Linked DNA regions of Homo sapiens: region 1 is linked to region 2. A link is an interaction called in ENCODE POLR2A ChIA-PET data of the cell type or tissue named here. Cell type or tissue: OCI-LY7. All regions are shown on one strand. Links, peaks and the distances in the headings refer to the core of each region. The heading gives the core; the rest is flanking DNA.

Region 1 (8,194 bases), core at 1,950-5,949, 1.2 Mb after region 2:
AAGTGATCCACCCACCTCGGCCTCCCAAAGTGCTGGAATGGCAGACATGAGCCACTGTGCCCAGCCAACATGGAAACTTTAAAAGTAAACTTTTATTGTCTATTTCTAATTATAAAAGTAATACACATTAATGTTAAAGTTTATAAGATGTAGAAAGATATAAAGAAAAAACCCTGGCTATTCTGGGCACACTGCCTGTGGGGTATTCCTGTTCCACAAGGAGTAGAACCTCTGCTGCTGCTACAAATTAAATAAAAAAACAAAAAATGAAAAAACCCACTGATACTGCCATAATCTAGAGATATCATTAGCTTTTGGCTTATTCCCTTTAGGCTTTTATTATGCCTATGCAAATGTAGATATAGATATTTAATTTTTAAACATAATTGGGTCATACTGTATTTTCACTTTCATCTCTAAGTAATAACTTTTTATGAAAGTTTATTTTTCCTTAGCTCTTAAGAACTTCCACTGTGTTGAAGAACAGCTTCCTGTAGGTGATGATTCCTAAACACTGGGGCACTTTGTTTGCATATAGTTGGCATTTAGTGTGTTTGTAGACTATATATAATGGAATATTCCACTACCTTCTCTTTTGAGGGTTTTCCAGACTGTTTATCCATATCTCTAGAATAATTTGAGTGAATCAACAGCAGTCATTTTCAAACTTCAACATACGTAAGAATCGTCTGGGCAGTTTGTTAAAAATACAGATTCCTGGGCCCTAATCCAGAAATTGGATTTAGCAGGTCAGAATGTGGCCCAGGCATCTTTTTATTTTTTATTTTTTTGTTGTTGTTGTTTTTGTTCTTGAGACAGAGCTTTGCTCTGTCACCCAGGCTGAAGTGCACAATGTCAGCTCACTGCAACCTCCGCCATCCGGGTTCAAGCAATTCTCTTGCTTCAGCCTCCAGAGTAGCTGGGACTACAGGCATGTGCCACCATGCCTGGCTAGTTTTTGTATTTTTAGTAGAGATGGGGTTTTGACATGTTGGCCAGGCTGGTCTTAAAATCCTGATCTCAAGTGATCCTCCTGCCTCGGCCTCCCAAAGTGCTGGGATTACAGCAGGCATCCCTTTAAATGCATGCCTTCTGTGAACAGCACTTCCAGTACTGACTTAGAGAGACAAAAGGTCTTATAATTTTCGGTCCACTAGGTTATAAATTATCACCTTCACTTGTAAGGTAGTAAGATTAAGATAGTTAAAAGGAAATAATGATTATTTATAAATTATAAGTTATTATAAATTATAAATATGCATTATTGCAGCATTCAGAACACTTTTAATCAAAGTTAAGCATTCTGTAATGTTTTTCTTTTCCTTTTAAATGTAATTTTCTTTTGTTGCAAAAAATGTTTAATGGTGAAAGTCAGATTTAGGGTAGTTAAGTTGCTCAGGGATCCTGTAAGCAAATTTCTGACCTCCTACCTGCTTAGACTGTTGAGCCCTACAGGATTGTAAGAGACACACATGACAAATTATGGAGGAAATGAGAGAAAACAGAAAGAATCTTAGGAATGAAAATAGGAGAGCAGGAATGAGAAATATATGTTTCTATGGGTAAGCCACAGAAAAGATATGATGATTTATGGAGATATATTTGTGCTATATCCCTGAGCCCCATTTTCTTTTCCTTTCTTTTCTTTTTTCTTTCTTAGACAGGGTCTCACTCTGTCACCCAGGCTGGAGTGCAATGGCACAATCTCAGCTCACTGCAACCTCCATCTCCAGGACTCAAGCAATCCTCCTGCCTCAGCATCCACAGTAGCTGGGACCACAGACGTGCACCACCATGCCCAGCTAATTTTTTGTAGAGATGGGGTTTCGCCATGTTGCCCGGGCTTGTCTTGAACTCCTGGACTCAAGTGATCTTCCCACCTTGGCCTCCCAAAGTGCTGGGATTACAGGCGTGAGGCACCACACTCAGCCCCCATTTTCATATAGAAAGCACAACATGGACATCAGGAAGCTTGCCCTTTGATACTAATAGAATCACTGAAGTTCACTGAAGAAGATTTAGGAATATTCTGAACCACCAAGAGGGAACCCTCTGAACCATTTCTAATATATTCAGGCATTTTGGTTATTAACTAAATAATAAAATATGCAAACCAACCTATCAAATGCATTTGTTATTACTTTTTAAATATAAATTACAGAATTTATTGTATTAGGATATACTTCAGAAAACAACAGTTAATCTTGGCTATTCTTGGCCCTTTGATCTATGTAAATTTTAGAATCAATGCATCAAATTCCACCAAAAATCTATTAGGATTTTATTTAATCTATAGATGAATTTGAGAACCGACATCTGTATAATACAAGTCTTCCAACTCATTATCCTGAGCCTGTTTTTTTAGCCTTCTCCAAAATATTGCAAAGCTTTATATTTTCTTTGTAGAGTTGTTGTCTCCAACTTATTGCTAGCTCCTTGCTATTAAAAATGGTATCATTAAAAATTAATTCACTTGTTGCCTCTTTACAAAAAGTGCAACTGATCTCAAGTATAAATTTATACCTAGCAAACTTGATAAACTTATGTTAGTAATTAATCTCAAGATTCTTTTGGATTGTGTTTTATAATCTTATGTGATTAATAAGTTTTGTTTCTTTTTCTATCATCATTTTTTTTTCTTGCTTAACTCAGTAGCTGAGACTTTCAGAAAAATGCTGAATAGGAATAGGTGATAAGGGATATAAGACAAATCCCTTCTAGATCTGAGTCATGTCTTGGAAGAGAGCTACTCTGAAATGCCTATAGACCATAAGCAGACTGTGTGTGAGCAAGAAATATACTTTTATATGTTAAGCTCTTGAAAATGGAGCCTGTTAGTTCCTATAGCATGTTCTGTCCTAATATAATCAGATTAAAATAATCATCTTCCATTCCTAGTTTGTTAAAACATCTCATACATGACTGTTGAATCCTACCAATGTTTTTCACCATCTGTTTTGATGATTATATGATTTTTCCTCTGCAGTCTGTTAAAGTGACAAATCATACAAATTGTTTTGTTATCAGTTTCCATTTATTACTACTTGGTATTACACATGAGCTGATTCTCAGTGTGAATTAGGGCGTTGGACCCCTCCCCCTGCCTCCCTTCTTCTGTCTCCCCATTAGCCCTTGGATCTCAATCAAGAAAGCTGAACAGTGATGTTAGTGCTTTCTCCCCACTCTCCTCTCTTTTCATAATTGTTTTGCTAGGATGGTAGATCCTAAATAGGCATCTGAAAAAAAATGTTCCTTTAAACTCAGTAATTCAGTAACCACAAAGTCATCTTTATCTTGTTGAAGAGAGGATACTTGATGGGCAAACGTGTGGGGTGACAAAACCGTGAAAGCGCAACAGACTTCAGTTTATATAGGAACCTTGCTGTCTTCTCTGCAAAGAGGTATCCCACTAGCGATTTCATTATCAAGGAAATGAAGACACCTTTTCTGCAGAATTCATTTCTTTCTCATAAAACAAAAATCAACTTCATTCCACATAGCTTTTTAGGTTGAACTGACTAAATTCTGTGTCCTAATGTACTCGGTTTTAGTGATTTAAAAAATCTTTTCCTTCCCTTCCTACTTAGCAACCTTAGGAGATTGGTAAAAACAAACAAGTAAGTACCAGAATGTTCACTATAGTCGGATTAAGGATAGCAAAAACCAAACAGAAACATCCATAGAGAACTGTATAAATAAATTGTTATAGCCTTAGGATATTAGCCATTAAAAGGAATAAATTAGGTAAATGTATAGGTATGAAAAAGATTTCCAAGATATTCTGTTAAGGGAAAAAAGCAAGATGCAGAACAATATGTATAGGGATAATAAATTTTCTGGAATGATCCATGAGAAGGTGATAAAAGGGGTTACATTAGGTAGTGGAACTGGAGCGAGGAAACTTCATTTTCTACCCTTTGGTTCTATATGAAAGGTTTTGTCATATTACACATATTGCTTTTTAAATAATTTAAAATTAGTTTAGAACTTAAAATTAAATGATAACCTTTGCACTTTTTGGTGTTTAGCTTCTTTCAGGTTTTTCAGTCTTTCTGCTTCCATGGGCTCCGCTTTCTCTCCGAGCATTTCTCATGCCCATACATGTTTATTCTGGAATTGTCATCTTTGGAACAGTGATTGCAACAGCACTTATGGGATTGACAGAGAAACTGATTTTTTCCCTGTAAGTTGCATAGTCTTCTTAATTGTAATACTTAAGCCACAAAATGTTAAATACTTGTTCACTGGGAAAATGTAATAAAAATATAACAAAATTTTTTAGATATTAAAATTAAAAAATATTTTAAAGAATTTGTTATATCATATAGGTAATATGATATTACTAAAAGTTTAGAAGGACCAAAAAGTCTGACAAATTGTATTACTCTTATGAAACAACTATTGAAGTTATACATTCCCTTTCAATCTTGTTGATATGCATGTTTTTATATTAATTGTAATTATAGTGTACATACATTTTTGTTTCATCCTTTTTAAAAATTTTAAGTGATAACTGTTACTGGTGGAGGGTGTCCAGGTTCTTGGCGTTTTGAACAAAGAAGTGGACAAAACACACAAACAAAGCAAGTAAAGAATGAAGCAACAAAAGCAGAGAGTTACTGAAAATGAAAGTACACTCCACAGGGCGGGAGTGGCCTGAGCAGCCACTCAACGGCCCGATAGGGAATCTTCTTGGGTCCAAATAGCCCCTAGAGGTTTCCCATTGGCCAGTTGGTGTTCACTGCATGTAAATGAAGTGGTGGCCTGCAGTCAGTTTGATTGGTTGTAGAAAGCAACCAATCAGAGATACTTTCAATTTTCCATCCGCCATGCAGAAAAGCGGGGTTTGCAAAGGGAGTAGCCTCGGGTCCTTTTGCTACTTAGATGTGGAAAGTTGGGGTTTTCCTTTTGGTTTAGTTCTAGGAAGTCCGTGTGAATTGACCTGAGGTTGCCTGCCTCCAGACCCTACCTGCCTTAAAACAAGTGTTACAGATGCTATATTATTTTCATATTTATTATTTTTAAATCAATTTCATTATATATTCCCGAGTGAATTGTAGCATAATTTATATTTCTCCTTAATAGCAAGCTTTGAGAGTTTACATTGAAACTGTACTAGTGTGCATTTTGAGCAGATAAATTCAAGACTGTTTTGCATGTTGCTGTATCATCCTGTTTGTAATTGGATACATCTCTTATTTCATAGGAGAGATCCTGCATACAGTACATTCCCGCCAGAAGGTGTTTTCGTAAATACGCTTGGCCTTCTGATCCTGGTGTTCGGGGCCCTCATTTTTTGGATAGTCACCAGACCGCAATGGAAACGTCCTAAGGAGCCAAATTCTACCATTCTTCATCCAAATGGAGGCACTGAACAGGGAGCAAGAGGTTCCATGCCAGCCTACTCTGGCAACAACATGGACAAATCAGATTCAGAGTTAAACAGTGAAGTAGCAGCAAGGAAAAGAAACTTAGCTCTGGATGAGGCTGGGCAGAGATCTACCATGTAAAATGTTGTAGAGATAGAGCCATATAACGTCACGTTTCAAAACTAGCTCTACAGTTTTGCTTCTCCTATTAGCCATATGATAATTGGGCTATGTAGTATCAATATTTACTTTAATCACAAAGGATGGTTTCTTGAAATAATTTGTATTGATTGAGGCCTATGAACTGACCTGAATTGGAAAGGATGTGATTAATATAAATAATAGCAGATATAAATTGTGGTTATGTTACCTTTATCTTGTTGAGGACCACAACATTAGCACGGTGCCTTGTGCAGAATAGATACTCAATATGTGAATATGTGTCTACTAGTAGTTAATTGGATAAACTGGCAGCATCCCTGGCCTGTTGTCATGCAGTCATTTCCTGTTAATTCTGGGAGACAATGATTTCACAACTAGCGGGAAGCAGTCCTAAAAGTTTAAAATCCGATAAGGAATATCTGGGACAGGGTTTAGATCATGACTCTACACAGATACCATGATGAGAGTATATTAAAGAAATTTAGGAAAGCACCTGGTTCCTTTCTCCCCATGCCTGCCTTCTGCTCCCTCCCCAGCTGGTTTGGGCTCAAATTGTCCCTGGAGACTAGGGTTTATGTTAGGGTATTGATAGATTAGAGCAGGTGGTTGAAGAGATCTTCTCTGGTCAGACTTGGAAGAATTTCCAAAACTGAAGTTAGCCCCAAGACTTCCCTAGGGTTGATGTACTTTATGATCCAGATGCTAAACTTCTTAGAATGAAAATATGCTTCAACACTTAAGTAGCATACACTGCCCTACAAACCTCAGAGAGCACTTTTCCCCAAGTTCTTGTTTTTATTTTTGAAAGTACTCACACAGCACTTACTATGCTCCAAACACTCCTCTAAGCACTTTACACATATTAGCTCATTCAGTCCCCAGACAGACGGGATGAAGTAGGTATTGTTACTGTTCCCATTTTACAGGTGAGAGATTTGAAGCCTGGGGAGGCTAGTAACTCACCCCAAGGTCACACGGCTCATACATGGTGGGACTGAGACTCAGATGCAGGCAGTCTGGCACCTCAGTCTGGATTCTAACCATTTCACTAAGCTATTTTTGTCTTGTACTACTTTGACCCACCCCTGAATAAACCTCAATTGCTGGAGTGGGGTGTAGTTATTAAAGGGATGCTTTTTACCTTTTGCTGTTTGCTGTGGCAGATTCCCCAGATAACCAAGGAAAAGGGGCCACCCATACCTGGAAATAGGCCATAGGGCCCCTACTACTGCCAACAAGCCATGGCCTACCTTGACACTTGTTTGATCTTAAAATTGTGTCTTGGTAACAAAAGATTTGGACAGGCATATCTGTAGCTTTCAAGTTAATTAATTGCAATATTTTTTTCTTCAGGATTTTAGCTGCTGAACAACTTTCAGTTTGGAGCTAAAAGAGACCTGTCTCATGGTCTGCCCTTCCCTGGGGCAATAGCTAGGGTCTTTCCTGATTTTTATGGAATTTTAGGGGATATTTTGAGCTTTGGGTTCTCAGTAGTGAATTGAGACTTGGAGGTGACTTTTCATGTTTGGAGTATCATCTCTGTCTGGGATCTGGGCTGACAAATTAAAACCTAGAGTAGTGCTTATGCTGAAATGATACTTTTCATTTTTTGGTTGATTTTTTTGCCTTCCCTTCAATTTTAAACTGAAGCATTTTAATATGGGTAGAAACTCTACACCAAATACACTAAACATTTTGGTGCTTAGTGGATTTCTTTTTAGGTAACTGGTACTTACTTCCAAAGACTGAATACAAGCCACACTCCATCATATCCCTTAAACTTCATGAAAAACCATTCAAGATCCCCTTGCTGCAACACTGTTCTCTTCTTCTCTACTAAATTCTATTTCCAAAATTGGTAATAGAGCCAGAAGGATCCCCAGTACCCAGCCCTCTGCCTGGCACAAAGTGGTAGCACAATTAAATTCAGTATGGGTGGAGCATGGTACAGTCTTGGTGCCATAGAAGGAGTAGTTGCATAGTCACACATCATTTGATAAGTTGGATGTTCCATTACATAGAGGAACACAAAATTCCAGGGTTTTTGGAGGAAGGGATTAGATAGTGACTAAGCCGCCAGAATTGAGGTGGCCATTCCTTTTTGTATAGGCTAAGAAACAGGTTATCAGTGAAAAGTTAATTATGGCTTTGGCACTAGAATAGCACTGTTGCAAAGTATTTAAGCACCCCCCATCTCAGCCCTTTATTTTATCTTTCATGTGGGCTAATGTGAGGATAATCTTACAGATATTATAGGAATTTCTTTTCTATCTTTATGAAAACAACGTATATAAAATATATCTAGAAAACCTTTGTTTGAGACTCTTATTTAATGGGCTTTTGATTCTAATGATAATTGTACCTTTATCTTTCAAAAGCTGATATTTCCTACCTAAGCATCTCCCGAGAAAAATATCTCATTAAAAAGCCCATAAATAATAGGGGAGAAGAAAGCCTTAGGTATCAATTCCAAAACAGTGATTGAAATTTCCCAAAATAATTATGGCTTCTGTCATCTCCAGAGATAATCTGGCTTGGTTTACCCCATAATCTAATTTCAGAAAAGAAAGCTTTATTTTAACACTCATCTGAATCAACATTAAAGCCTTTTCTCTCAAAGCGTTTATTGAGAAACTCAAATGAATATACTTTTTGAATTACTG
Region 2 (8,194 bases), core at 2,479-6,478:
GCTTCTGCCCATTCCTTTTCATCTCTGCCTTCCCTTATTTCTCACCACCAGCTCCTTTATCACGTGGTTTAGAATTCCACAGAAAGATTGAAGAGAAGCCACTTCTGAACTCTGGATTATAAGAAACATCACCATTTGAAGGCTGCCTTAGGGAACTATGCAGAGATGATGGGTAAAAATCGAGATGTGGAAAAGTTCAAGGCCTGTGAATGCAACTTTACTTCCTCACTGTAAAATAAAATTAGGTTAAAATCAAGGTGTTGGCAGGGGGAAAAAAGATTAGGGGCACGTCTCACAGATGTTAATTTTGGCCACGTACCTTAATGTCTTAATACATTAATATGATACATACATTAATAGCTTAATAGCTTCACACTAATAGATCTTACTAAAGAAAAATGATTTAGGATGGTAGTAAGCAGAAGAAATGATTGGATAAATTTGAATTTGAAGGATTTTTGCCTTTAGATGTTTCCGTGGAAGATATTTTCTGTAAAGGTGATGCCTTAGGTTTATACTTTTCCAAACACAGGATATTGCTAGGCCACATATATAAAGAAAAGGCCAAAAACATATTAAGAAGGAAGGAAGGGAGAAAAGAAAAAAGGGAGGAAGGAAGAAGGAAGGCAGGAAGGAAGGGAAGGCAGGGAGGGAGGAAGGCAGGAAGGAAGGAAGTTAGTTATATTCAGAATGTTCATTGTGATGGATGAGAATGGAATGCTCATGAAGTGCTCAGCTGGGCTGAAGTCACAGGTCCGCAGGTATCAAGAGCAGTGGTGACTCCTGTGAGTAAAAAGACTAACAGGGCTCCAAACAAGATAGGATTCAGAGTTGAGACTCCTACTTGAAGCCAGTAAATGAGGTGGTTCATTTAGGCTGATAAAAAGCGTCTGGGAAAAAGAATGGGGTAGGGGAGAGGTTATGTGATCCTGTGCTCTAACTGTAGCAATTTCTTCCACATATTCTCCATCGTCTGGGGTGATGCTGACCATCACCCAGGACTATGACTTTTAGCCACCTTCTGGCTGAGGATGGTAGAAGGATATATAAGCAGCCAGGCCTGTGGCTGCCACAGTCATAGGCTCTTCCATATGCCCAATAAGACCATGGGACAGCAGCACAAAATGCCATTCTACAACCTGGCTCTGGGCTAGAGACCCAGAGAGCCAAGCAGACATAACCATAACATTACTAGAATAGGAGGGTGGGCAAAGGGGAAGTGAGAGGGAGAGAGAAAACAAAATCCTCTTCCTCCTCACCCTTTCAGTGAGCCTGCCAACTGAAATTTCAGAACACCTGAATAAACCTAAAGCTGAGGAAGACAACCCACCAAAACAACAAATGAAGCATAAATTCGTTTGAAATGAAACTAAATTCATGGAATAGTCTGAAGGATTAATGTAGATAACTACTAACTGTAAGAAGGAAAACAATTTGGGATAAAATACGTAAAAACTAACTCTAATCATACAGTTGGGGCAGGGACAGCATCCAGTGTGTGATTTAGGCATGCACAAGTTGTTTTTCTTTGTTTGGTTTTTTGTTGTTGTTTTTGAGATGGAGTCTCGCTCCGTCGCCCAGGCTAGAGTGCAGTGGCATGATCTCGGCTCACTGCAACCTCCGCCTCCCAGGTTCAAGCGATCCTCTTGCCTCAGCCTCCTGAGTAGCTGGGGTTGCAGGTGCATGCCACAACACCTGGCTGATTTTTGTATTTTTAGTAGAGACGGGGTTTCACCGTGTTGGCCAGACTGGTCTCGAACTCCTGACCTCAGGTGACCCGCCCTCCTTGGTCTCCCAAAATGCTGAGATTACAGGTGTGAGCCACCGTGCCCGGCCTAGGCACGCATAGGTTTTTGTACTCAGAAAGGGGATAGAACTACAGGAAAATTGACAGTTAAGCAAACATGTTAAACTAATTTGTAGTTAAGCAAATATGTTAAAACTATAGAAAAACAATGTCTAGTTTCTAAACCAAAAGAAGAAAGGGTCTACAGAAAATTTAATCAATCTAACAGAAGACAGGAAATGAGGAAAAAAAGCATTGGAGGAAAAGGTTGGTAAAAAGAGATTTCTATCTATATGACCATGCTTTTGAATTATCAGGCAGTCAGTTTTTCCCAAGATTTCCAGTACATAAGCAGTGGTGTACTGGTAAATGTTTAAACTGGCTGGTTGCGGATAGGGGTGGGAGTGGGGCTGATTTTCAGTGTTTACTCGTTTTCATGGTGTAAATATTCCCACCATAGCCAATTTCAAGCTATCAATCTGATATCAACCAGCTCACAGAATTCCTGAAAATGTTAACAGTAATGTCTAGTAAGCTTATGCATGCTGGTTCTAGGATACTATTGTTTACTCGTTTGGGATAGACAGGATTTCCTCATAGTCTTCCTACTGCATATAACTTTTGACAATAAAATAAAAAGATTCAACAATGAGATACCACTACATACCTATTGGAATGACCAAAATCTGGAACACTGACAATACCAAATGCTGCCAAGGATGTGGAGCAAAAGGAACTCTCCTTCATTTTTGGTGGGAATGCAAATGGTATAGCCACTTTGGAAGACAGTTTGCTAATTTCTTACAAAAGTAAACATATGCTTACCGTAGGGTCTAGCAATCGCCCTTTTTAATATTTACCTAAAGGAATTGAAAACTTATATACACATAAAAATCTGCACATGAATGTTTATCACAGTTTTATTTACAAGTGCCAAAACTTGGAAATCACCAAGATGTCCTTCAGTAGGTGAATGGATGAGTAAACTCTGGTATATCCAGACAATGGAACATTATTCACTGCTAAAAAGAAATCAGCTATCAAGCCATGAAAAGACATGGAGGAATCTTAAATTCATGTTACCATGTGAAAGAAACCAATCTGAAGAGTCTATATACTGTAGGATTCCAATTACGTGACATTCTGGAAAAGGCAAAACCATGGAGACAGTATGGAGATCAGTAGTTGTCAGGAGTTGTGGGCAGGGAGGGAGGGGAAGAACAGGTGGAACCCACAGGATTTTTCGGGCAGTGAAAATACTCTGTATAATACTCTACGAATGGATTACATGTCATTATAAATTTGCCCAAACCTATAGAATGTACAACACTGAGAGTGAACTTTAATGTAAACCATGGACTCTGGGTAATTACGATGTGTCAGTATGAGTTCCTCAATTGTAACAAATGTACAGGTGGGGGATGTTGACAGTGGAGAGGCTGTGCGTGTAGGGGGGCCGGGGTATATGGGAAATCTCTGTACCTTTCTCTCAATTTTGCTGTGAACTTAAAACTGTTGTAAAAATAAAGTCTTTAATAAAATAAAACAAATTCTCTGCATGCTACTTTTCTAACTGAAATCATAAGGGAATTTATTATGAAAACAGGACTTGGTGGCATTCTCTTATTAGAGTATTCATCATATGGTTATGGAAGGCTAGTAATTTATGATCCTTGCTAGCAAAGCCAGATCAATAAAGAGATAAATGTCCTCAGCACAATAGAATTTATATCATCCACATGATAATTGACCACTGTGTCACACATTCAATCATTCATCGCATTATCTGATATAACTAGCAGGAAGGGTAATATGTCTATGATTTATTATTAATGCATACTAGTATGAAATTCGTGATCCATCTAACCTGTTACCTGTCCTTGGCAACATAGTATGTACAGTTGTCTACTTCCAGTAATAGGATCCCGCAGAAAGAATCAGACAACCCTGTTTAATGCTAGGCATTGCCTGTTGAATTGGAAGAGATCCAAGAAGTGCCTGAGCTAGTGTTACTCCCTCTCTTCTTTTCTCTTCTCTTCCCTTTCTCCTTGTCATCAGTTCTGGTTCCTTTTTTTTGTTCTGTTTTGTTTTTCTTTCCCCAGAGCACAGTGGCCTGTCTAGAGCAGAGATGGGTGGGTAAGTGGTCCTAAAAGATCCTTTGATGTCACTGATTTGCTGCTATGAGTATATTTTGTGACAGTCATTCTGTATCACCTATCTATGCATGTCAGTGAATTAACAGTGGCTTCAAGCTCAGGACACACCATAATACCAGGGCGGGGAAACAGCAGGTCCCCTGGGGAAACAGAATGGAGAAAATTAGAAAGGAAAACAGAAAGATAACCATTCAGAAACCCATGCATAGAGTTAGTTCCCTAACAATAGGAGTCAAAAGTATTCCAAACTGTCTCCCCCTCCCCCTTCTTTCCCAACCTCTTGGGAACATGTGTTGGTTGCCTGCAACGTCTGTGCTTTACTTTGCAAGGGTTAATTAGATGGCCTATTATTCAGCAAATTAAAGGCTTGGTTGCCTGAGTTCCTTTCAGAAAGGATTAGGGTCTCTGATGAGGCTTTGATGTAATAGATGGAGCTGTTCTGCTCCATCTTGTTAATGGAGGAGTTTTAAGGACTCCCCAGACTCTATTTGGCCGTCAGTGTCTTTATTCATTCCCTTTCCTAAAGAAGAAAAATATTTTATCTTGCAAAAATTCAGTGCTTGAACAAGGCACTGGATTGACATCCTGGGGGTGGGGTGGGGGGTGGAGGGTGAAGTGTTCATTTCTTGTCTAAAATCACACAGAAGCAGCACTTCCTGGCTTCCTTGGGTGGCCACTTCCTCTGCAAAAACCATCTCTCCAAAAAAGCAGCAGGAGCAGTAATTTAGGCCTTGTGGTTCATTGTCCTTTGAAGCTTTTTTGCTAAGAAGTTGGGCAGGAGAGATGACAGGTGACAGGCATGGTAGTGGTTTGTGTCCTCAGGAACATGAACCAAGACAGCCAATAACTGCAAAATCCTACCTTGCATAAAATGTGTGCACCTACATATTATCTGACAAGATTTTTTTCCAGACTTTTTAGTGTGGTTAAGTTGTTATGAAAATCTGGCTTAGTTCATTTTCTCCAATTTGATGTTCACATAATTGGCAGTCAGCCAGAGAAGTGTTTAGTCAATTTTAGTCTTTACCAAAAGAACAAACATTAAGGGAAGGGTACAAAATGTGGGTAGACACAATGCCAGTACGACTATTGCAGCTCTAGGTCATTATCCTGCCTCTTTATCTAATCTCCTAGCCCCACTGTGTATTATGGCCTGACATTTTAGCTGGAGTAATTATTGTCATCATTTAGGGAGCAAGTCAGCTGTCCTTTTGTTGCCAACTCCCACTTGTGTGATGCTCCAGTCTTATTCCTGCCCTTCCCCAACTCACATTGTTGGGATTGAATCGCTCCCTCCTTTGAGTTACTTTTGATTCATGGGCTCAACATTTTCAGCAATCTTCTTTTCATTCTTTGCAATGAATAGCACATGGTAGCTTGGCATCCACCTTTTCTTTCCTTAATCAATGCCAGCATCCAGACATTCAACGTGTCAGGAATCAAGGGGCCTGACCCTATAAAAATTCACCAAGTTGCTGATAGATTTAGCAATGGATTAAGACAGATGGCTCTTGTCTCTTTGTGTTGGCCACCCAGGGAGAATTTTTTTTACTAGATGATGTAAGGCATCAGTTTATTTATTTATTTATTATTTATTTATTTTTATTTTATTTTATTTTTTGAGATGGAGTCTCGCTGTGTCGCCCAGGTGGAGTGCAGTGGCGTGATCTCGGCTCACTGCAAGCTCTGCCTCCTGGGTTCACGCCATTCTCCTGCCTCAGCCTCCCAAGTAGCTGGGACTACAGGTGCCCGCCACCATGCCCGGCTGACTTTTTTGTATTTTTACTGGAGACGGGGTTTCACCGTGTTGGCCAGGATGGTCTCAATCTCCTGACCTCGTGATCCGCCCACCTCGGCCTCCCAAAGTGCTGGGATTACAGGCATGAGCCACCGCGCCTGGCCAACAGGCTTCGGTTTACATTGAAGAGTGTCATAAGAAACAGCCCTATTAAACCCATAGCTGCATTTACTAGAGAGTGATAATATTCATTACATAGCATGGAGGCATTTCTTTTCTTTTTGAGACAGATTTTCCCTCTTTTTGCCCAGCCTGGAGTACAACGGCATGATCTCGGCTCCCTGTAACCTCTGCTTCCTGGGTTCAAGCAGTTCTCCTGCCTCAGCCTCCTGAGTAGCTGGGATTACAGGCATCCATCACCACACCTGGCTAATTTTGTATTTTTAGTAGAGATGGGGTTTCACCATGTTGGCCAGGCTGGTCTCGAACTCCTGACCTCAGGTGATCCACCCACCTCAGCCTCCCAAAGTGCTGGGATTACAAGTGTGAGCCACCGCACCTGGCTGCATGGAGCCATTTCTATGAAAACCCTGGAAAGCTATATCTTTAGTCTTGTTACCTGTCATTACATCACAGTTCTCCAAATTGCTGGTCTGTTTTATTTATTTATTTTTATTTTTATCTTTAAAAAAATGTTTTAAGACAAGGTCTCACCCTGTGGCCCAGGCTGGAGTGCAGTGGTACAATCATGGCTCACTGCAGCCTCAACCTCCTGGGCTCAAGCAGTCCTCCCACCTCAGCCTCCCAAGTGGCTGGGACCATAGGTATGCACCACCACGGCCCCCTGATTTAAAAACAATATTTTTGGTAGAGACAGGGTCTCCCTGTGTGGCTCAGGCTTGTCTCTAACTCCTGGGCTCAAGCAATATTCCTGGCTCAGCCTCCCAAAGTGCTGGGATCACAGACAGGTGTGAGACACTGGGCCTGGCCTAGTCTGTTTTTATATCATGGATTTTAAGAAATATAGAACAGAATTCCTGTCTCTACTAAAAATACAAAAATTAGCTGGGCATTGTGGCAGTCACCTATAATCTCAGCTACTCAGGAAGCTGAGGCAGGAGAATCCCTTGAACCTGGGAGGCGGAGGTTGCAGTGAGCCAAGATCACGCCTTGCACTCCAGCCTGGGCAACAGAGAGAGACTCCATCTCAAAAAAAATAAAAATAAAAATAAATAATATATATTATATATATATATTTTATATATTATATATTTATATGTGTATTATATATTATATTTTATATATATGTATATAACTGACTACATTTTATCTTTCACATTGTCTGACAGAAAGCCCAGAGCCCCATTTGTGGACACCGCTAACAAAGTCTTTTATTTGGTATTCTAATTCCTATTAGATTCCAGGGTATCTTTCTTCCCTTATTTCCCCTTTGCTTCATTTTTCTGTTTGGTTTATAATTGTTTTTTATCTTTCCTTATCACATATACCTTTATTTATTTAAGCACCTATTGTTTTAAGGTGTCTTAAGTTATTTCTGGAACAAGATGGAATATTTTAAAATTTGCATACGTTGGTAGGAATATAAAATGATGCTATGATTTTGGAAAACAGTCTGGTAGTTCCTCAAGAAGACAAACATAAAGTTACCATAACCAGCAATCCAGGGGAAATGAAAACATGTGTCCACATAAAAGCTTGTACAGAAATGTTCGTAGTAGCAATAATTCATAATAGCTTAAAAGTAGAAACAACCAGCTGGGCGCAGTGGCTCACGCCTGTAATCCCAGCACTTTGGGAGGCCAAGGTGGGTGGATCACCTGAGGTCGGGAGTTCGAGACCAGGCTGACCAACATGGAGAAACTCCGTCTCTACTAAAAATACAAAAGTAGCCAGGTGCGGTGGGGAGCGCCTGTAATCCCAGCTACTCCGGAGGCTGAGGCAGGAGAATCACTTGAACCTGGGAGGCAGAGGTTGCGGTGAGCCGAGATCGCACCATTGCACTCCAGCCTGGGCAACGAGAGTGAAACTCCTTCTCAAAAAAAAAAACAAAAAAACAAAAGTAGAAACAACCTAAGTGTCTATCAACTGATAGACGGATCAACAAAATGTGGTATGTCCATATAATGAAACATTATTTAACAATAAAAATGAATGAAATATTAATATATGCTGTGATATGAATGAACCTTGAAAACATGCAAAATGAAAGAAGCTAGTCACAAAAGACCATACATATTATATGAAATGTCCAGATTAGACAAATCTACAGGGACAGAAAGTAGATTAGTGGTTGCCTGGGACTGAGGAGGTTGAGGGAGTATAGGGTGTGAATGCTAATGGATACGGGGTTTCTTTTTGGGGTGATGAAAATGTTCTGAAATTGATTGTGGTAATGGTTGCACAACTGTGTGAATATATTAAAAATAATTGAATTGTACATTTTTAATGGATGAACTGTATAGTATGTGAACTATATCTCATTAAACCTATTAT

What was found. Peaks named below come from ENCODE experiments on the same cell type or tissue, not always from the same donor. Only the 100,000 strongest peaks of a DNase experiment are listed, where the experiment ranks them.
Region 1: POLR2A ChIA-PET joins it to region 2 with 6 read pairs; 1 of 35 experiments calls an interaction of 5 or more read pairs at or near these places.

What each region holds. Positions count from the first base shown.
Region 1 is chr2:171,549,318-171,557,511 of GRCh38, forward strand. It overlaps CYBRD1 (cytochrome b reductase 1), which reads left to right. Exons shown (of 4, transcript NM_024843.4): 3 at 4,029-4,183; 4 at 5,207-8,194. The coding sequence ends at 5,510. Among named protein-coding and RNA genes, the nearest start is that of CYBRD1, 31 kb to the left of the region's middle. In OCI-LY7, for the core only: no CTCF peak of the experiment used is centred there; no DNase peak of the experiment used is centred there; H3K4me3 peaks cover 257 bases.
Region 2 is chr2:170,350,417-170,358,610 of GRCh38, forward strand. All of the region lies in intron 8 of MYO3B (myosin IIIB), which reads left to right. MYO3B-AS1 (MYO3B antisense RNA 1) reads right to left here and starts at 527. Exons shown (of 4, transcript NR_110576.1): 1 at 463-527. RefSeq lists an enhancer at 3,673-4,526. In OCI-LY7, for the core only: no CTCF peak of the experiment used is centred there; a DNase peak (open chromatin) is centred at 4,645; H3K27ac peaks cover 1,526 bases.